3 separate regions of the Homo sapiens genome follow, and regions 2 and 3 are each linked to region 1. Evidence: read pairs that join two places in POLR2A ChIA-PET (ENCODE). Cell type or tissue: GM12878. All regions are shown on one strand.

Region 1 (4,000 bases):
TGGTATTACTCTGCTATCTTTTAGGATGAAAAGGGATGCTAGACAGTAATTGGTAAATTAATTCTAAACTCTGTTTGATAACTGTTTCCAGCTACCAGAGTGAGTTGTGATTTTACATGACATTTATAGCTTTGGGTATAAGTCACAGTACCCTCTTTGGAACTCCAAATTTTCTACTGCCTTTACAGAAAGACTGAAAGAACTTTATTACGCATATGTAATTTCTAAGAAGTTTGGTCATGATGTGAGCATACAGAATGCTTTAATATCTCAGTTTGGGCAGAATATATTAATCTTCCTGTCCATGATACTTTTATGAACCTCTGTGAGAGCAGGGAGAAGAAAATCCTCCCTTTTCCTCACTCTTACTTCTCTGCTCAAGCAGACTTATCCAATGTGAAGGAAAGGAGGCAGTTTGGGCTTCTGCTGATGATAGACTTGAAGAAGGTAAAGGTCTTACACCTTGTATAATATAGTGGTAGGCCTGTCCAAGAAGTTAGAAGCATTATGTCTAGCAGTGGCTTATTCTCTTCCGTAGATCTCACTGCTTGGGAATTTTGATACATTCCAAGAATTTAACACAATGAAGAACCAGAAATGTATATTAAATACTTGGAAATGATATTCTTAATAAGCACTGGTAAAACAGTTAACTTGTCTCTATTTTAGAGATATATCTTTTTCAGTGGCTATAATGCATCGTTACATATCAGAATCACTTGGGGACTTAAAAAAAAAAAGAAAGAAACATGGACAATGTCATCCCAAACCAATTAAAGTCATGACTCTAGTGGATGAGACCTGGACAATTATTCTCATGGATAGCTACTAGGTTAAAAACTCACTTGGCTCATTCCTTCACTTTATGTCAAGTCTACTCAATTGGCCTTTCCTCAGAATAATATTCTCTGATTACTAAAACAGTACCCTCCCATGACTCTCTATCCCTTTACCCTACTTATCACCATCTGACATTTTACAGTGTTTCTTTACCATTAGAATAACAGCTTAATGAGAACAGGGACTTTTTTTCATTGCTGTATCTTCAGTGTGCCTAGAATAGTTCCTGACACACAGGATATTCTTAAATAATATGTATATATTTTTATGCTTATTAATAATATGTATAAAATTTCTATGCTTATTATTGTTTATAATAAATCCCATCTGAGATACGTGTTGATTTATATCTGAAATCTGATTAATTTAAGAAGAGTAAGTTGGGTGCAGTGGCTCATGCCTGTAATCCCAGCACTTTGGGAAGCCAAGGCAGGTGGATCACTTGAGGCCAGGAGTTCAAGACCAGCCTGGCCAACATGGTGAAACCTCGTCTCTACTAAAAATACAAAACTTAGCCTGGTGTGGTAGTACATGTCTGTAATTCCAGCTACTCGGAAGGCTGAGGCATGAGAATCATTTGAATGCAGAAGAGGGAGGTTGCAGTGAGCTGAGATTGTGCCACTGTACTCCAGCCTGGGCGACAGAGCAAGACTCTGTCTCAAAAAAAACAAAAGAAGAGCGAGCCTCAGACCGGGGATATGGTGACTCACGCTTGTAATCCCAGCACCTGTGGGAGGCTGAGGTGGGAGGATAGCTTGATCGCAGGAGTTCAAGGCTAGCCTGAGCAACATAGTGAGACCCCATATCTATAAAAAGAATTTAAAAATTAATGAGCTATGGTGGCATACACCTCTGGTCCCGGCTATTCAGGATGTTGAGGTGGGAGGATCGCTTGAGCCTGGGAGGTTGAAGGCACAGTCAACTGTGATCATACCACTGTACTTCAGCCTGGGTGAATACCTGCATATATTTCCACCCTCCTGCCAAAAATTACCTACTAAAAGAACTGTTAAGAGAATAAAAAGAGATCAAGCACGGTGGCTCACGCCTGTAATCCCAGCACTTTGGGAGGCTGAGGCGGATGGATTGCTTGAGCTCAGGAGTTCAAAACCAGCCTGGGCAACATGGCAGACCCTATCTCTACTAAAAATACAAAAATTAAAATTAGCCAGGCATGGTGGTGCGTGCCTGTGGTCCCAGCTACTCAGGAGGCTGAGGTGGGAGGATTGTTTGAGCCTGCAGGGCAGAGGTTGTAGTGAGCCAAGATCATGCCACTGCACTCCAGCCCGGGTGACAGAGTGAGACTGTGTCTCAAAACGAAAAGAAAAAAGAGAATAAAAAGAAAAGGCATAAACCTCTAGTGGACAAAAAATGAGAGAAGTGAAAGCTGCAACCAAATTTTCAAAACTTTGATGCCCATAAATTAGTGGTAAAGGACTTGGCAAATCAGCAGACTATAATTGCTAAGCCAGTATTAAGAAAAGCTTGAAAGCTACCATATACAACAGAACCCTGAAAGGTAAGGGAATTAATAGTGCCAGGTACCTCCAGAAATGAGAGTGAAAGTAGGGCTAAAAACAGGAAGATTGGTTGACAATCTTAAGATAGAGTTAGACTCTGGTCCCTCCCCCACTCCATGCTGCACTCCAGGAGATGTCTGGAGGTTTATTCTGCAGAAGGGTAAAAGAAATGGTCTCTGAACTGAAGGACACCAGGCACAGTTAAACATGGGAATAACTTACTGAAAAGGGCATTTAAGTAATTGTTTACACATTGAATGTTAAGAATCTATCCATATCACTTCATTCAACTCCTGGAACATAAACATTAAGGCTTATTACCCCATAGACAAGACGTTGAAAAATCCTTATTTGATCAATCTGACTAGCCTAAGAGGAAAAACAGAAGTATTGACATTGGAGGTGGGAAATGCTCACCCACATCACTCTGCAGTGAAGCAAACTCCACCCACTTAAAAGCTCAGTGTTTCCAATCAGTGCTTTAGTTCCTTGCTCTTAAATATGAGCATAGATCTAGGATCACAGGATACCTCAGGGAAACCTCTTAATGTGAAAAATAGAGGTCAAAATAAACAGAAAAAAAGAGAAACTTACAGGAAACAGACTATATAGGAAGATAATTTAAATAAAATCATGACTGTCTTTAGAGATAAGAGTTTATATTTGCCAGGAGTGGTAGCCCATGCCTGTAAATCCCAACACATTAGGAGGAGAAGTCAGGAGGATTGCTTGAGCTCAGGAGTTCTAGACCATCCTGGGTAACAAGGCAAGACCCAGACTCTACCAAAAAAAAAAATTAGCTGGGCATGGTGGCATGTGCCTGTGGTTCCAGCTGCTCAGGAGGCTGAGGCAGGAGGATCGCTTGAGCCCAGGAGGTAGAGGCTGCAGGGAGCTGTGTTCGTGCCACTGCACTTCAGCCTGGGTGACAGAGCAAGACCCTGTCTCAAAAGAAAAAAAAAAAAGAGTTTACATTCACAAAAAGTGAACATGACACTGTTAAAGAAGCTTTCGTGCCATGACAATTCAGTGAAGACTAAAGAATCATCATCTTCAAATGGCCTTGGTACAACTGAATATTCACATGCAGAAGAATGAAGTTGGGTCTTTTACTCTCGTCCTACAAAAAATTAACTCAAAATGGATTGTTGACCTAAATATAAGAGCTAAAGTTATAATACTGTTGGAAGAAAATATAGCTATAAACCTTTGGGAATTTGAGCTAGGCAAAGCTTCCTTAGATATGATACCAAAAATACAAGCAATAAAAGGAAAAAGTAGGTAAATTGATTTTATCAAAAATTAAGACTTTTGTGCTTCAATAGACGCTGGCAAGAAAGTGAAAAGACAACCTACAGAATGGGAATAATTATTTGCAAATCATATATATGATAAGGGACTTGTATCTAGAATATATAAAGAACTTTTGCAACTCAATAATAAAAAGACAACACATTTTTAAAAATGGGCAAAGGATCTGAATAGAAACTTCTTGAAGATACATAAATGGCCAATAAACACATGAAAAGATACTCAGTATTATTAGCCATCAGAGAAATGCAAATCAAAATAACAAAGAGATACCACTTCACACCCACTAGGATGGCTATAATCAAAAAGACAGTAACAACTGTTGGTAAAGA
Region 2 (4,000 bases), 740 kb after region 1:
TCTTTGAATCTAAAAAGCTCAATAAATCCAAAGTGAAATAATTTTTAAATCAATAACTACGTGCAAAATAGTGAAATTTTGAAACATCAAAGGCAACTAGATTCTGAAAGCTGCCATAGAGAAAATAAAGATCGTGTACCAATGAACGGCAATTTAATTCTTGGCTGATACCTCAATATCAATAAAAGAATACAGAAATCAGTAGAGTAAAATGTTCAATATATTGAGAGGAAAAAACCCAAAACTGTCAACTTAAACTTGTATGCTGATAAAAAACTATTTCAAAAAACGACAGTAAAATACAGACAATTTCAGACAAAAACTAAGAAAAATTTACCATTAAAAGATCCTCACTGAAGAAAATCCTAAAAAATATACTTCAAGCAGAAGAAAAATTCTTCCAAATGCCAAGTCTGAGACACATGAAGGGATGGTGAGTAAAAACGTAGGTGGATATGAATAGGAGGATACAGCTAAGCAAACTCTGACTCTGAAGTTAATAATAACATTAACAATAGTAATAATGTCTAATAGAATAATGTCTAATTCGAGGGGTGAGAAGGTAAGCTGGAAATAAAATATGGGATAACAAAAGCATCTAAGTTGAGAGAAGTTAACAAGAATTAAAGCATTCTCAGATCCTCGTACTGGTCTAATTCAGCAGGATTAATATTTGGATTGGTTTTGGTTTAGTGCAGGCATGTTAAAACACTTGCTCAACAAATTGTTCAACTTCTTTAGCAAGCTGAGCAAGTTGTTCAAGTGGACATAGAGTGGATAACTTTTTCCAAACAAGTCGAGAAGGAAATTTTAGTAAGAAAAGGAAAAGAAGTCAAGAATGAAGATTGTTAAACATTATGTAAAGTGACAATACAGTCACAAAAAGATAGATATTATATGATTACACTTATATGAGATACCTAGCAATTCATAGAGACAGAAAGTAAAATGGTAGTAGCCAGGGGCCGGGAGGAGGGGAGAAAGAGGAGTTGTTTAATGGATATAGAGTTTCAATTTGGGAAGATGAAAAAGCTCTGGAGATTGATCTCACAAACATGTGAATGTACTTAACGCTATATTGAATGGTACACTTTAAAATGGTAGGATGGTAAATTTTATGTTAGGTGTATTTACCACAATATTTTAAAAGGAAAAAAGAGTGGAAATTGTTTAGAATTTTTTTAACCATAAAATGCAGTATAAAGAGAAAACACATAATAAGCATAATAAGATAGTATAAATATATTTTAATATATCAGTAATCACTTTAAAGTTCAATATACTTAACTCTCCAGTGTCATTGTTTTCATATTGGATTTAAAATAACAATCCAGTTACATGCTTGTTATGAGACACAATTAAAATATAAGAAGGCAGAAATATTGAAAGTCAAAGAACAGTAATATACATACTGTCATAAACCAAGTTTCCATACTTATGAGGACTGTTTCTTAGTTTTTACACACTCAAAACATCTACTCACACCTCCCACAAGACACTTTTGAATGCAGCAGACTTAAGGCCTGGGGAGGTGATGGCAGAAATTGCATTACAGAAATACAAACAATTTCAAATCAAATACAGTTAGAGCATTCATAATCTAAAAAATCTGAAGTCAGCAATGCTCCAAAATCTGCAACATTTTGAGCACTGATATGACATTCAAAGGAAATGCTCACTGAAACATTTCAGGTTTCATATTTTCAGATTAGGAATGCTCAACCGGCCTGCAAATATTCCAAAATCTTTAAAAATCTGAAATCCAAGGTACTTCTTGTCCCAAGTATTTTGGATAAGGGATACTAAACCTGTATTGCACACTTGATCTTAGCAGTTCTTTGGTCACCCCACTCCAAAGCTCCAGGCATCATATAATCTCATTGGCTTCTCCCTTAACCCTTCCCCTCTCTCTCCCACACTTGCACCCAGGATCTCTAATTCTTCTTGCTCATCATGCCCAGCAATTCAGCTTTCTCCCGTCCCCCTACCCAAACCCAGTCAATATTCAAATCCATGTAGACGCTCTGAATAATGACAGACATTTTACTTAATAAGAGCCTTCCTTCTCAGAAGGTAGTGATTTATTATTATATGTAGAATTAGAAGCAATCAGGAGAATATTTTAATATCAAATACTGCACAGAGTGTGGCTCATTCCAGAGCAGTAGTTTCTAACCAGCAGTGAGCATCCAACTTCTCAAAAGCCTCTCTGCAAATCCTCTTAATCAGACCTCCTACCATGGATTTGGATCCACAAGTATTTCTGTTAAGCTAAAGAGAAAACAAAAAGAAATTACTGTTGCTGAGTAGGTTGTGATCACTCAAAAAGGAGAAAGAGTGGGTTTCCACTCCACTCTTGACTTCCTAGTCCAGCCCTCCTAATTTGTCTGAAATGTTGCCATGGTTTCTTCTCTAGCCAGTTGGCCTGCTATTCCTCCTCCCGCTCCACTGGCCCTGTACACGCCACATCTGAGACCAGGGCTGCTCAGAAGACTCGGAGGGCTCCCCATTGGCACTGGATAAGAATTCTATCACCTGAACAAGTCACTTTACCCCTCTATGCCTCAGTTCCTTCATTTGTAAGTTGTAGATGGTAGTAATTTGTAGGCAGTCATGAGGTTGATACGGGAATGAAGAGTCAATATTTGAAAACCCTTTAGAACATTGCTTGATACATCATAAGTGCTCAACAAATGCAAGCCATTACCACTGTTAGTGTTGTTTGTGTTTTCTCTGGTTTTGATCACACCTCTTTGCTCTGCAAGTAAAGCTGCAGAATATGGCCCTACCTTCACCTGCCTTTCCAGACTCATTTCCCACTGATACCCAAATTGGAACATCTCCATCACCCAACAACATGCCTTGGAGCTTCCCCTTCTGCGCTTAGCTTACTCTGTAACTTCTACTTGGAATGCATGTTTTTCTTTCTCTCTACATATTGATTAATCAGCAGATAAGCCATTCTTTCAAAGGCATAGCTCAAGTTTACCTCCTCCATGGACTTTTCTCTTCTTGCCACCATCCCATATTAAATCTGCATCATCTCTCACCAGGAATATTTGAATGGTCAGACCATCTTCAGCCTCTCCCCACCAATATTACTATTCTCAATGCTTTCAGAAAATTATTTTCCTTTTAGAAGAACATACATTCACTGATTGTCTATGATGTGCCAAGCACTGTTGGAACCTTCTGCAATATTGCAACTACCCACATACAACAGGTATTACTATCCCCATTTTACAGACAAGAAAACTGATGCTCAATGCCAAGATCACAGAGCTGGTGGTGGAGAGGCCAGGATCCATGACCACATCTGCTTCCTGCAGAACCCACACTTCTTCCACCACAGTCATCTCTGCTCCAGGTTTGCCATTTTTGCCACTTCTACCGAACACCTGTATAACTATTAACTTACTATTTTTATTTATATCAAGTCTATTTTTATTCTTAGATATATTCTTTTTAAAATCTGTATGTCACTCCTGTTCATTAAAAATGAATAACACTTTTCCTCGGCACGGTAGCTCATACCTGTAATCCCAGAACTTTGGGAGGCCCAGGTGGGTGGATAATTTGAGATGAGGAGTTCAAGACCAGTCTGGCCAACATGGTGAAACCTCGTTTCTACTAAAAATACAAAAATTAGCTGGACGTGGTGGCACACACCTGTAATCCCAGCTACTCGGGAGGCTGAGGCAGGAGAATTGCTTGAGCCTGGGAGGCAGAGGTTGCGGTGAACCGAGATCACGCCACTGCACTCCAGTCAGGATGACAGAGTGAGACCCTGTCTCAAAAAAAAAAATTAATAACTCTTTTCATAAACAGAAAGTAATATAAAGTGAAATGAAGATAATTTGATTTTATTAAATTTAAACATGATAAGGAAGGATAAAGAAAAGCTCCCTAATGTGGTTTGTGGACCCAGCGTGCTTTGGCCCTGTCCCCTCCAGCCTCGGCCCCTCCGCTCTCTGCCTTGCCCTTCCACAGCAGCCTTCTT
Region 3 (4,000 bases), 66 kb after region 1:
GAAGGGTTGGGGGTTGTTAGAAAGCCCTTCCCCAAACAGCCTCACACCTTGAGTCTTAAGTCCGGCAGCCATGCTAATCATTTTTAACCGGCTGACAGGTACCTGGTATTTTCCTCCAATTCTAAGGAAGGATAGGACAGAATAGCAAGCAAAAGTAGTCCAATATTACTCACTGCTTTGGAGATCCCTTTGTGGTTGCCAAAATGTTACTGGGGGTCCTTGCTTCCAGAGCTCCCAAGATGGTGGCAGGCCACTTCCAAGATGGTGGCGGGCTGCTTCCAAGATGGTAGCAAGCCTCTTGTTGTCTGACTTGGGGTTCTTGGCCTCACAGATTCCAAAGAATGGAACCTTGGGCCATGCAGTGAGTGTTAGAGCTCTATTAGAAGCTGTGGGTCACAGAAGAGAGCCGTGGAACCCAGCGACTAGTGTTCAGCTCAATTGGGATGAACCCGGGCACTTAGCTGTGCAGGAACAATGGCAAGCCTTTAGCCTAATCCAGAGCAGCAATGGGCACCTCGCTGGATCAGGAGCACATGAGACACCCTGCCAGATTCGGAGGGGTGGAAGTCAGCGGTGGGTCTGTGACGGCGACAAACAGCAGTGGTGGACGGCGAGTGAAAGCTCAGCTCAAGCTGTAACAAACACGGACCAGAAGAGTGTGCAGTTGCAAGATTTAATAGAGTGAAAACAGAGCTCCCATAAAATGGGAGGGGACCCAAAGAGGGTAGCCGTTGCCAGCTCGAATGCCTGGGTTTATATCCTGATCATTTTCCCTCCCTCTGTGCTCTCAGGCAATAGATGATTGGCTATTTCTTTACCTCCTGGTTTTGCCTAATTAGCATTTTAGTGAGCTCTCTTTACTACCTGTTTGGTCAGGTATGAGCTAAGTTGCAAGCCCCGTGTTTAAAGGTGGATGCGGTCACCTTCCCAGCTAGGCTTAGGGATTCTTAGTCAGCCTAGAAAATCCAGCTAGTCCTGTCTCTCAATGTCTTCTTAGTCTCCTACAGTCTGGGAAAGTTCCTCAGCCTTTTTCATGCTTTAATACTTGAAAAGTACTAGGCAGTTATTTTGTAGAATGCCCCTAAATCTGTTTGGTGGTGGGATTTTTTTTTTAATTTTCTTCCACTTTTATTTTAAGTTCAGGGGTACATGTGCAGGATGTGCAGATTTGTTACACAGGTAAATGTGTCCCATGGTGGTTTGCTGCATGGATCAATCCATCACCTAAGTATTAAGCCTAGCATCCATTAGCTATTCTTCCTGATGCTCTCCCTTCCCCACCCAGCCTTGTTTGGTGTTTTCTTATGATTATATTAAGGCATATATTTCTGGCAAGAATACCTCAGAAGTGCTGTTGTGCCCTTAGTACATCATATGCAGGGGTGTATGATGTCATCATATCCCATTACTGGTGATTTTAATTTTGATTACTTGGTTAAAATGATATCTGCCAAATTTCTTCACTATGAAGTTATTATTTTCCCCTTTGTAAATGATAAGTATCTTATAGTGAGACACACTCTGATATTATGTAATTATCTGTTTCTCATATTTTCATCCTCTAATTTTAATATTCATCAATGATTCTTGCCTGTAACAATTATAACTGGTGCTTGCCAAATGGTGATTTTTGAATTTTCATCATTTTTTCTACACTTATTACTGCGGGATTCTACAGTAAAGAAGAGCTGTCCCTTTGATACTACTTATTTATTCACTTATTTATATTATTATGGACTCATATTTATTCTATGGGTTATAACATATTACTATCATTATTTATTTTATTGCTAAAATTGTCCCAGATTTGTCCACTGGGGACACACCTTCAGTTTGGCTCCTGTGTTCTTTTGATGTGCCCCCATCATTTTAGGGTGCTTTCTTGCTTTCTGGCACCACAAGATATTTTATAATCATCTTGTACTGTCCCTGCTCCAACCCTGGAATCAACCATTTCTCCAACGAACCCTGGTTCTTTTATTTAGGAACCAATATCTGAGTACTAGGTGTGCTCATTGCTACTAAGCTGTTATTTTTTCTAGGCCATCTAGTGGACAGAGGTAGAAAATAGACTTGCACACACATCTATCTATCTATCTATCTATCTATCTATCTATCTATCTATCTATCTATCTAATCTATCTATCATGAGTTCATTCTGGTACCTTTGGTTCCAATCCAAGACCACAGTCTTCATTCTAGTCTTCCCTGTCTTGTGTGTGTGTGTGTGTGTGTGTGTTTTAGACGGAGTCTTGCTCTGTCACCCAGGCAGTGGCGCCATCTCAGCTCACTGCAACCTCTGCCTCCTGGGTTCAAGCAATTCTCCGCCTCAGCCTCTGGAGTAGCTGGGATTACAGGCAGGTGCCACCATATCCAGCTAGTTTTTGTATTTTTTAGTAGAGACAGGGTTTCAACATGTTGGCCAGGCTGGTCTTGAACTCCTGACCTCAGGTGATCCACCTGCCTTGGCCTCCAAAGTGCTGGGATTACAGGTGTGAGCCACTGTTCCCAGCTTCCCCTGTCCTTTATTGTAACTCCTTTCTCTGACAAAAACCTAGCTCTTATTATCTACAATATAGTTACTTATTTGCTTAAATATTATACACATAGTTTCAGAACTGCAAATCCATCTCTGCGAGAAACAAATTCACTAACTAGGGTAACAGTACTTGTGTACAGTTCTTTTCATCTTTAGCTTTACAATATGTAGTTGATATGCTATTTTTCAGTTACTTAGATTAGTCCTTTTCTTCCCCATCCTCTTCAATGCAGTTATGATGTTTATTTGTATCACATTAGGTTTATTTGCTGCTGTTTGGATTACTTCTTTGTACTGGTTGGTTTTAGTTAATTACTTATTTGGGGATAGGGTGTATGTGAAACCTTACTAAGGTTCTAAAATCAGAATTACACAAAAAGCTATACTCAGAGAACAGTCTCTCCCCTCCCATTCCGTCTACCCCATTCCATTCCCTCATTATTTTCACCCATTCCCACCCACTCACCCTCAGAGATAATTAGTCTCATTAGTTTGTGACTTATCCTCCTGTATTTTTTTCACAAATGAGCAGATACATGTATATTCTTATATCCCCTTTTATTACATGAAGGGCAGCTTACTAGAGATACTCGAGCATTTTGCTTTCTTCACTTACCAATATGGTCTGGAAATCATTCCATATCAATGAATAGACATTTTCCTCATTCTTTTTTACAGCTGCATAATGTCACTTTTTATTTTTGAGATAGTCTCACCCTATCGCCTAGGCTGGAGGGCAGTGGAGCATTCATAGCTCATGGCAGCTTCAATCTCCTGGGCTCAAGTGACTCTCTTGCTTTAGCCTCCCAAGTAGCTGGGACTAACAGCATGCATCACTACACCTGGTTAATTATTTTATATTTTGTAGAGATGGGTCTTATTTTGTTGGCCAGGCTGGTGTTGAATTCCTGGGCTCAAGCAATCCTCCTGCCTCAGCTTCCCAAAGTGCTGGGATTACAGGTGTGAGGCACTGCACCAGTTCTAGTATTGCACTGAGTGGCTATAACACTGTTTATTCAACCAGCCTCCTATGTATATGGATATTTAGGTTTTTTCCCAATATTTTGTGATACAATCAATGCTGCAGTGTGAATAACCTTGTACACATGTATTTTCTTACTGTTGGAAGTGTGTCTTCGGGATAAATTCCCAAAGTGGGATTGCTAAATTAAAAAGTAAGTGTATACATAGTTTTTTAAGTGTATCAGTGGTCTGTAAGACTGCTCTCAGGCTCTGCAATTCACCAGAAGCATTCATGGGCCTCAAAAATTGTTCCAAGGCCAGGTGCAGTGGCTCACGCCTGTAATCCCAGCATTTTGGGAGGCCAAGGTGGGCGGATCACCTAAGGTCAGGAGTTCAAGACCACCCTGGCCAATATGGTAAAACTCTATATCTACCAAAAATACAAAAATTAGCCGGATGTGGTGGTGTGCACCTGTTGTCCCAGCTACTCGGGAGCCT

The links. ChIA-PET counts read pairs that join two places held together with the same protein. Peaks named below come from ENCODE experiments on the same cell type or tissue, not always from the same donor. Only the 100,000 strongest peaks of a DNase experiment are listed, where the experiment ranks them.
Region 2: POLR2A ChIA-PET joins it to region 1 with 6 read pairs; 2 of 35 experiments call an interaction of 5 or more read pairs at or near these places.
Region 3: POLR2A ChIA-PET joins it to region 1 with 5 read pairs; 1 of 35 experiments calls an interaction of 5 or more read pairs at or near these places.

What each region holds. Positions count from the first base shown.
Region 1 is chr3:38,230,607-38,234,606 of GRCh38, forward strand. All of the region lies in intron 10 of OXSR1 (oxidative stress responsive kinase 1), which reads left to right. Among named protein-coding and RNA genes, the nearest start is that of SLC22A13, 33 kb to the right of the region's middle. In GM12878, no CTCF peak of the experiment used is centred here; a DNase peak (open chromatin) is centred at 2,235; H3K27ac peaks cover 232 bases.
Region 2 is chr3:38,974,852-38,978,851 of GRCh38, forward strand. The region is part of intron 2 of SCN11A (sodium voltage-gated channel alpha subunit 11); the gene reads right to left. Among named protein-coding and RNA genes, the nearest start is that of SCN11A, 75 kb to the right of the region's middle. In GM12878, no CTCF peak of the experiment used is centred here; no DNase peak of the experiment used is centred here.
Region 3 is chr3:38,296,341-38,300,340 of GRCh38, forward strand. All of the region lies in intron 1 of SLC22A14 (solute carrier family 22 member 14), which reads left to right. Among named protein-coding and RNA genes, the nearest start is that of SLC22A14, 16 kb to the left of the region's middle. In GM12878, a CTCF peak has its summit at 2,035 (motif pointing left); a DNase peak (open chromatin) is centred at 2,021.